Linked DNA regions of Homo sapiens: region 1 is linked to region 2. A link is an interaction called in ENCODE POLR2A ChIA-PET data of the cell type or tissue named here. Cell type or tissue: HCT116. All regions are shown on one strand.

The links. Peaks named below come from ENCODE experiments on the same cell type or tissue, not always from the same donor. Only the 100,000 strongest peaks of a DNase experiment are listed, where the experiment ranks them.
Region 1: POLR2A ChIA-PET joins it to region 2 with 5 read pairs; 2 of 35 experiments call an interaction of 5 or more read pairs at or near these places.

What each region holds. Positions count from the first base shown.
Region 1 is chr4:39,513,039-39,518,038 of GRCh38, forward strand. UGDH (UDP-glucose 6-dehydrogenase) reads right to left here. Exons shown (of 12, transcript NM_003359.4): 3 at 1,045-1,146. Among named protein-coding and RNA genes, the nearest start is that of UGDH, 12 kb to the right of the region's middle. RefSeq lists enhancers at 1,971-2,265, 2,113-2,257, 2,152-2,296 and cis regulatory regions at 2,180-2,190, 2,218-2,231. In HCT116, no CTCF peak of the experiment used is centred here; a DNase peak (open chromatin) is centred at 2,103; H3K4me3 peaks cover 465 bases; H3K27ac peaks cover 1,959 bases.
Region 2 is chr4:38,312,850-38,317,849 of GRCh38, forward strand. No RefSeq gene overlaps it. Among named protein-coding and RNA genes, the nearest start is that of LINC02513, 52 kb to the right of the region's middle. In HCT116, no CTCF peak of the experiment used is centred here; no DNase peak of the experiment used is centred here; H3K4me3 peaks cover 595 bases.

The DNA.
Region 1 (5,000 bases), 1.2 Mb after region 2:
CTCAAGCGATCCGCCTGCCTTGGCCTCCCAAAGTGCTGGGATTACAAGCATGAGCCATCATGCCCAGCTCGTAAAGATCTTAAGTCATATAACACCCTCACTCAGCTTCCAACTGGTGATAGCTATATCATTACATACAGAATATTTGAGTAGATGGTTACTAGGACAGCAAGATGTAAGTTGCTTTGGTTCAAATAGTGGTTTACTAGAGTTTAATCTCAAGTGTTGGTTCTGTTTTTTTCATTATAAAGGTAGGACAGTTCAGCCACATTATGAGGTAAAGGTGTCTGTTGGTTAGCCTGATAATCTAACCAACATATGCCAAGTTACAAACAATTAATGTAAAATTCATTTAGAGAGGAGATGCCTGTAAGTTTGCAAACTGATTTTCTTCATCTCACCTCTGCCAACCACTGGAAACAAGAAATAATGAAATAAATATGAAATATACTATCATCACATGTGCTCTCATGTTACCAGCATTTCCTAGTTCTTTTTTTTTTTTTTTTTTTTTTTTGAGACAGAGTCTCACTCTATCACCAGGCTGGAGTGCAGTGGCGCGATCTCGGCTCACTGCAACCTCTGCCTCCTTGGTTCAAGCGATTCTCCTGCCTCAGCCTCTTGAGTAGCTGGGACTGCGGGTGCACACCACCACGCCCAGCTAATTTTTGTATTCTTAGTAGAGACGGGGTTTCACCATGTTGGCCAGGATGGTCTCAATCTCTTGACCTTGTGATCTGCCCACCTTGGCCTCCCACAATGCTGGGATTACAGGCGTGAGCCACCGCACCCGCCCATTTCCTAGTTCTAAATCTCAAATTAGAACTTTGAGTTTACTTGTTCAATGACTTGTAATGACATATTTGACTAGATGATTACGGGGTTTTGTGAACTGTCAGACAAAGTGACAACCAAAATTCACCGGACAACTCTATACTAAGCAATGTTGAGGCTTAATACCAATGGATTTACTATTAAAGTATGATGAAACTTTTATATAGACAAGAATACATTAAAATTCACACAACAAAGGAAAATACTTACAGAAATAAATACAAGATCAGCTTCTTTGATGGCATCATCAATATTGGTAGAAAAAAAAAGATTTTTTCCTCGACAGGATTCTACCACTTCTTTTAGTCCTGGCTAAAAAGAAAAAAGAAAAGGAATTGTACATATAGCTTGCCAGTGATATGAGATAACCTAATAGTATAGAATTACATTTGTTAAAGGGCATGGTAATATTGTAATTTAAAGGTCTAGGTTGTGCTCAAATTACCTTTGTAGACAAGTTAAGGATCATATACCAAAGGCCATAAGTGCACATCTCATTTTTTAAATAGGGACAGGGTCTCACTCTGTCACCCAGGCTGGAGTGCAGTGGTGCAATCTCAGCTCACTGCAGCCTCCGCCTCCTGGGCTCAAATGATCCTCCCATCTCAGCCTCCCAAGTAGCTAGGACCACAGGAGCCATGAGGCCTGGCTAATTTTTGTATCTTTTTTTGGCAGAGATGGGGTTTTGGGGTTTCACTGGGTTGTCCAGGCTGGTCTCACATTCCTGGGCTCAAACAATCCTCCCATCTCAGCTTCCCAAAGTGCTGGGATTATAGGAGTGAGCCACCATGCCCAGCCCATTTATTTTATTTTATTTTATTTTTTTTTGAGACAGAGCCTCTTTCTGTCACCCAGGCTGGAGTGCAGTGGTATGATCTCGGCTCACTGCGACTTCCGTCTCCTGGGTTCAAGCAGTTCTCCTGCCTCAGCCTCCCAAGTAGCTGGGATTACAGGCATGCACCACCACACTGGGCTAATTTTGTATTTTTAGTAGAGATGGGGTTTCACCATGTTGGCTAGGATGGTCTTGAACTCCTGACCTCAGGTAATCCACCTGCCTTGGCCTCCCAAAGTTCTGGGATTACACGCACAAGCCACCACACCTGGCCTATTTTATTTTTTCATACAGGGTTTCGCTCTGTTCCCCAGGCTGGAGTGCAGTTGCGTAACAGCTCACTACAACCTTGACCTCCCAGGCTCAGGCAATCCTCCCTGCTCCTCCTCCTAAAGTGCTGGGATTATAGGAGTAAGTTACCACGCCCTGCCTCATAAGTACACTTAAGTAAATAAAGTAAAATGGAAATTGCCATTAAACTTGCTACAATCAGAAGAGCAGCTCATTTAATGCTTTGTCATTGTTTACCATGTGACTAACTCATAAGAGTTAACCATTAACTATGAGTATCAACACAATTTTCAGAAAATTCAAGGTCTTCTGTGATTTCAAGCAAATATATGATTTTGCATTGTCATTATGAATGCACATTTTTACTCCCAATAATTCAGGCCATAGAACTGGCTGTGAAAGTCAATTTACTCCATATATGCTTAAATAAATATAAATTTTTCTATATGCTTAAATAAATATAAATTTTTCTAAGTCCTATTGCAAGGAACCCTTTTATTTAAAAAAAAAATCCCAGTTTAACAGGAGATATATTTATGTTAAGAATATGGAGGGGTATAAAACCACTTAACAAATATTCTTATAAAAAAAAAATCAAGCCTAAATCTGATTGGACCTGTACCTTTAGATCTAACTACCAATTTACATTAAATAAAGAATAAGTTGAAAAACTCCAAGGAACTGAACCAGCAAAATCTAGACTGAAAAATTTCTTTTTTTTGAGACAGTCTTGCTCTGTCACCCTGGCTGGAGTGCAGTGGCACCATCTCGTCTCACTGCAACATCCACCTACCAGGTTCAAGTGATTCTCGTGCCGCAAACTCCCAAGCAGCTGGGATTACAGGCGCACACCACCATACCTGGCTAATTTTTGTATTTTTGGTAGAGACGGGGTTTTTCCATGTTGGCCAGGCTGGTCTCGAACTCCTGGCCTTAAGCGATCCACCCGCCTCAGCCTCCGAAAGTGCTGGGATTACAGGCATGAGCCACTGTGCCTGGCCTAGACTGTGATAATTTCTAGCCAATAAACAAACTGGTTTCTTCAACCAATAGATACTGGTTGAAGCACAACTATTGTGGGCTACCAGCCTGGGCAACATGGCGAAACCCCATTTCTACTAAAAAAATTTTAAAAAATAGCTGGGCATGGTGGCGCTTGCCTGTAGTCCCAACTATTCAGGAGGCTGAGGTGGGAGGATCACCTGAGCCCAGGAGGCGGAGGTTGCAGTGAGCCAAGATCGGGCCACTGCACTCCAGCCTGGGCCACAGAGCAAGGCCCTGTCTCAAAGAAAAACAAAATTATCTTTTAGAGATACATGATAAAGTATTTATGGATGAAATTATAAATAATCAGCATGGTGGTAGTTGGGAAGGAGGACTGGCCACGTAGATAACTGTTGAAACAAGATGATGGGCACACGGAGATTCATTGTACTGTTATCTTTAATTACATGCTTGAAATCTTCCACAACAAAAAGCAAAAAGAAAACATACCTAAACCACTGAAGCTCACTCTTAGGGGAGAAACTTCAAACAATATCCATCCATAATATTATGGATGTTTAGAAAACTATGTCTATAGCAAAGTGAAAGCCCTTCAGGGGCCATAGGTCTGGCATTACATATAGAGGCAACTCCCTTTTCTCCAATGGTTCCGAGGTCTCTTAACATAAGTAATTGGAGGATGTGAAAAATGTACATATGAATTTCCATTAGTTTGATTAAAATAACAGGACAAGCAAGATATATGAACCACTACAACCATGAATATGATGTCACCAATCACAGTAATGGGTTTCCTTGGTTATTTTGGCTAGATTCTAGAAAATGAGGGAAAAGTTTTATAGAGTCAGGATTTGCAGAGAATAAAATTTAATTCAGTCCTGTGTATAATCTCCTAATATTTAAAGTTACTAAAATCAGAGCAATGCAGAATTCATATACATATAATAAAACCTCAAAATGAAGACTTACATAATTATATTAAAGCCAAAACTGATGCAGAAGCAGTTAATAATATAGGTTCTATCTGTTATTAGGTTCATTATGTAATTATCATAATTGGTATTTAGAATTTATATGGTACTTTTATTAGAAGAACTCAAATCCTTTCACAGGGTAAAATTATCCTCAGTAAAATAAAAATTTTACCCAGAAAAAAAGCAAAGCAAATTATCCATTTTTTTTTAAAGTAGTTACTACTAAATTTTTTTTTTTTTTTTTGAGACAGAGTCTCACTCTGTTGCTAGGCTGGAGTGCAGTGGCGCGATCTCGGCTCACTGCAACCTCCACCTCCTGGGTTCAAGCGATTCTCCTGCCTCAGCCTCCCAAGTAGCTGGGATTACAGGCGCGAGCCACTACACCCATCTAATTTTTTTTTGTATTTTTTTAAATACAGACGGGGTTTCACCATGTTGGCCAGGATGGTCTCGAACTTCTGACCTCAGGTGATCCACCCACCTTGGCCTCCCAAAGTGCTGGGATTACAGGTGTGAGCCACCACACCCGGCCTAAACTGTATTTTTTAAAGAACAAAGTTTAAAAAGCAATGTCTATTCAATAAACACGACAACACAAAAGGAAGTGTTTTAACTGTTAAATATTAATAGAATCTACTATTTTCTCAGTAATTCATGTAATGAGAGAAGAAAGAACATTAACAGTAAGTCAAAGCCCACTGTATGCCCTCTCCTAGTCACTACTATTCCCAAATTACCATCATGCTGAATTCTATAATCATAGATTAGTTTGCCTATTTTTGAAACTTACGCAAATGGAATTATACGGTATGTACTCCTTTGTGTCTGGCAACACTACTTTTGTAAGATTTTAACCATATTCTTAAGTGCAGGAGTAGTTTCATTGATTTTCAACACAGTACAGTATTTTGTTGCAGTATTATAAAATAATTCATGTAGCCATTCTTTTTGTTTGTTTGTTTGTTTTTTAAGACGGAGTCTCACTCTGTTACCAACGCTGGAGTGCAGTGGTGCAAACTCGGCTCACTGCAACCTCCCCCACCCAGGTTCAAGTGATTCTC
Region 2 (5,000 bases):
TTCTCTCATTATAATATTCTCTCTAATTTTGTGTATGTTTAAAATGTTCCATCATAAAAGGTTAAAGGTATGAAAGAATGTGGGCTTTGGAGTGAGGAAGACTGCTTGGATCTACTCTTATTGGCCCAATTAACCTCTAATTCAGCTCCCTCATGAAGGAAAAAAAAAATAGCATCTGCCTCATAGGATTGCTCTAGGTACAAGGAAAACACTTGTCACCATGCCTGGCATGTGATAAGTGACCAGTCAATGTTAGCTGTCATTATTAATAAAACAAGAGATTTGGTTTAGACTCATTATCTTCTGTAGTTCTTTTCAACTAAAAGGGTCTCTGATTTCCAACCTATTTCATCATGTCTTGCTTGGCCCTGTTTATTTTCTCTTCTACTCCACATTCATGTTTCTGGAAACTAACTTCCTCTAACGTTCACCTCCCTTTGCCCAAGGCACCTGGACTCTTCACCTGGGCGGGCAGGTGTCAGTTCCATAAGGCGTGTTGGACTGACTCCTGGATTGGCAGGTGCAGGTTTCTGATTTCTTCACCTGTTCACTCCCTAGCTGGCTCTTTTTCTTGTAGCTTCCTGTTACCTGAAAGGAGAGCTCAGAGCTTCAGGAGGAGGGTAGAAATTGGAGTGGAGAAGGGCACGCAGGATGCAATTACATCCTGACTCTTAGCATGCCTCCCCAGCTTCCCCACCCTGCAGCTCGGCAGTGGACAAGAGTCAGACTCCTGGGTGCCTGGCCCAACTGTTTCTCCCTGGCAGTGTGGAACTGGGCAAGGCACTTGATTTTGCTCCTTTGTAAAATGGGGACAATAATACCCATGTTTTTGTTAATACAAAGCTAAGAGTGTAAACTCCAGAGCCAGACTCCAGAGCCAGGTTAGAATTTTGGCTCCACCTTGTATTAATGGCGTGATTTTGGATTTCACTGTGGCACAGTTTCCTCATTGGAAAATGGGAATAGTAACAGGATCTACCACATAGGATTATGGGGAGGCTTAAATTGAACAGTGCCTGGCACAGGGAAGGTAATCAGCAAATGCTGGTGGTTGTTACTGTCTTCATCTTGCTATCCTGTTGCACAAAGCATGTTGGGAGCTCACTCCAGTGCCTGGCACCTCACTCAAGCCCTTCTTTCAGGCCCGTTTTATTTCCAGACCAGCCCAGGCATCCACCCACCAGCAGTTGGGGCCAGCAGGGTGTACAGTGAATGTGTCACAGACCAAGGTCATGCAAGGAGAAACACTGTCACACCCATCCCAGTTTCAGACATTTCCTTTGCCCCAAGGCACTTTGGACTGTAATCCTTCCAAAGATGAACCTGGGGTGGGGTAGGATGGGACAGGGAGGAGGGAAGGAAGGACAGCCACGCCCTATGGGCTGTCACGTCTTGTGTGAAGTAAGTGACTTCCCCCAGGAAGACCAGAGAGGGAGGTGAGGCTGGAAAAATAGAATGAATCACCCCACCCTGGCTACACCCAACTGCTCCTATGGGCACCTTGAGGCCACAAACTGTGGGTCAGGAAGGGGCCCCACCACCTGGTGCCTGGAGCTGTAAGTTACTCCCCTCTTTGGAGCGGTGGTTTAACTCCTTAAAGCTTCTGACTCTGACTCATTACTCAGCATTGGATGGAGCCCAAGACACGTGGAAAATAAGGATGGAACCCAAGAAAACAAGAAGGATGGGAAACAACAAGGGATTCAAATCACAAAGGCAACAGCCCTGTGAAAAATTTTTCTTGAGCTAAGCCTGGTGGAGGGGCTTGATGTAGGCTAGGGTTACCCAGTGTCCTCCCTCCGAATTACAGGGGTGGGGATGTTTGGTCCCTGGCTCTGTTAAGGCATCAAATCTACTTTATGACTTAAGAACCCACACTCATTAATATACGGTCCTCCTCACCCCCTGTCCCCGTGACCTCCCCAGAATATAGAATTGTGGGCAGGGAAAGTTGTAAGGACAATTGGGCCTTGTGCTCCCTCCTCTGGGTGTTGAGAAAGATCTGGAATGGAATTAGCTTTGTGGGGATTTCCAGGTGCCGAATCCCTGGAGCATGTTCGAACTGAGCTGGGCTGTTTTCACCTGCCTGATGGGCGGCAGGCCAAGCCACACCCAGTTGTGCCAAGTCATGGGTCCAAAGTGTTTGTCACAGCATCTCAGCAAAGATGTCAGGCTGGATTTAACAGAAACAAAGCTAAAATGATCAACACCACCAAAAGCCCAGCTATAGGGAGTGATCTATCTTTCGGCTTAGTATATATTTGAAAATGTAAGATAAAGAAAAATCTTACTTCAGAGTAAAAGGAGTATGTGATTTTGAAGATCTGGGCATTGGGGTCTCAGCTCCAATGGTCAGGGCTGTGCGTGAGGAGAGAGGCTGGTGAGGAGAGCTTTGTCTATAGCACAATAGTTGGGGGGATTTTTTTCCTGCCTTCGACTTAATAAAGACAAAGAAAGGATTTGTTGAAAATGACAGAGCCTACTCTCCATAATGAGAACCATATTATATTTAGTATAGAGAGAATATATGCAACACATTTTAAAGCAGAGGTTTTACACTGCCTCCCTCCTTCCACAATATACTCAAGGAATACAACACTTCCCCAGGCTCTCTGTGGTTTTTTTCTCAACGGTGGAATGGGGATGTGAGGCCAGCGCTTCGGGAGAGGATGACTGTGGGTCTGAAAAGGAATGATATGAGCTGGATTAGGTCTCCTTGCTTGTAATCCCAGCACTTTGGGAGGCCGAGGTGGGTGGACCATCTGAGGTCAGGAGTTCGAGTCCAGCCTGGCCAACATGGTGAAACCCCATCTCTACTAAAAATACAAAATTAGCTGGGCGTAGTAGCACATACCTGTAATCCCAGCTACTTGGGAGGCTGAGGCAGGAGAATCTCTTGAAACTGGGAGGCGGAGGTTGCAGTGAGCCGAGATTGCACCACTGCGCTCTAGCCTGGGCGACAAGAGTGAAACTCTATCAAAAAGAAAAAAAAAGAAAGAAAAGAAAAGAAAAGAAAGATATATTGGGATCCTAACCCCCAGCATCTCAGAATGTGACTTTATTTGCAGATAGGGTCTTTACAGAAGTATCGAGTTAAAATGAGATCCATAGGGTGGGCCCTAACCCAGTGTAACTGATGACCTTGTATAAATGGAGAATTTGGTCACAGACAGACACACACAGAGGAAAGACAACGTGAAGAGAAACAGGGAGAAGAGGGCCGTCTACAAGCCAAGGAGAGAGGCTGGAACAGACGTGCCCCTCACAGCTCTTGGAAGAAACCAACCATGCAGACACTTGAATCTCAGAGTTCTAGCCTCCATTACCATGAGACAATAAATGTCTGTTGTTTAAGCCACGCAGTTTGTGTTTAAAGGCAGCCCTGGCAAATGAATACCAGGGACAACAGTGATTCTGTAATGCACACTGTCCCCCAACCCCCCAGCCCTCTCCTTGGGACCTGCCATGTCAACAGCATGGAGACTGCAGGGCCCCAGGTCTGTCTCCAGTTCCTCCGCATGAGCCACTGTGGTAAACCCATAATCGGTGGGTGGGGAGACCATCTGTGCTGGTCTGATCTGTCTTTTCAAGTCCAGAGCAGCTTCTAGATAGCTTTTCCCTGTGAATCGACTGGCTGCCTCAGTCAGTGGTTGGCAGAAAATCCCAGGCTTCCCTTGGCTACAGCCATGTCTGGTTCTGGTTTCACGAGGGACCTAGGTTTACGGGGCAAACTGATCCAACTGGAGCCTTCATGGCTAGAACTCTTGTGTTCTCTGTCACAGTTGAGCTGTCTGGAGATCAATTCTACAATCCCTGCGGTTCCCAGGTAAGAGGGGGATGGTATAGCAAAGCCCACCACCACTTCCAGAAAACCAATTCAAAACGCACTAGATACACTCTCTTTATTGTAAGACTACAAAGAAATAAGAATAAGAATACACATTTTGTACTTTGTATTTTCATAAAGAAACATAGGTAGGGTTAAAAAAAAGTAATAAAAATGATTTACCAACAAGGGAGAAAAGGAAGAGGAAAGATTGGATTAACGGAAAGAAGTGGCAGCTAGTATACTTCTCAGGTATACTATATTTTAGAATTTTGACTTTTGAGTCATGTAAGTGAATGACCCACTCAAATAAAATTTTAACTTAAAAAGTGTACTATTCATGAAAAGGGGCCCAGAGTCCCATTTTTGCATTGGAAACACATCCTAGGCAATGTGTCCAAAGGTAGCTTGCTTTAAATGCCATATTACCCTATTTTAATAATGGTGATAGTCTATTTGTTTAGCATGAACGAGGGCCTGTAGAACCTGCTGGTCATAGTGCTATAATGGGCATTCAATGATGTAGCGTCATTCACAGGACCTTGATCTCTTAGTCTGGGCTTCCTAGGGAACCAGCTGAGTGGCCTTGGACTCAACCCTGTACCTTTCTGCTCCTCAATTCCTCATCTGTGACACAAGCTTAATTCACCTGTTCTGTGTGCTCATAGGCTGTTATCTGGCTCAACTGTGAAAACACTTTGAAATCACCATTATCATCATCCTCATGGTGGAGTTTTCAGTTGTGCATGTACAACTGGAAGCCATTGTGTCAGAAGCGTTTGAACCAGAGCAACTCCATCTTGAATAGGGGCTGGGTAAAATGAGGCTGAGACCTACTGGGCTGTGTTCCCAGGCAGTTAAGACATTCTAAGTCAATGGATAAGATAGGGTGTCAGCACAAGACACAGGTCATAAGGACCTTGCTGATAAAACAGGTTGCAGTAAATAAAGAAGCCAGCTAAAACCCACCAAAATCAAGATGGCAATGAGTGTAGGATCCTCACTGCTACAGTCCCACCAGCACCATGACAGTTTACAAATGCCATGGCAACATCAGGAAGTTACCCTATGTGCTCTAGAAAGGGGAGGCATAAATAATCCATCCCTTGTTTAGCATATCATCAAGAAATAACCATAAAAATGGGCAACCAGCAGCCCTTGGGGCTGCTCTGTC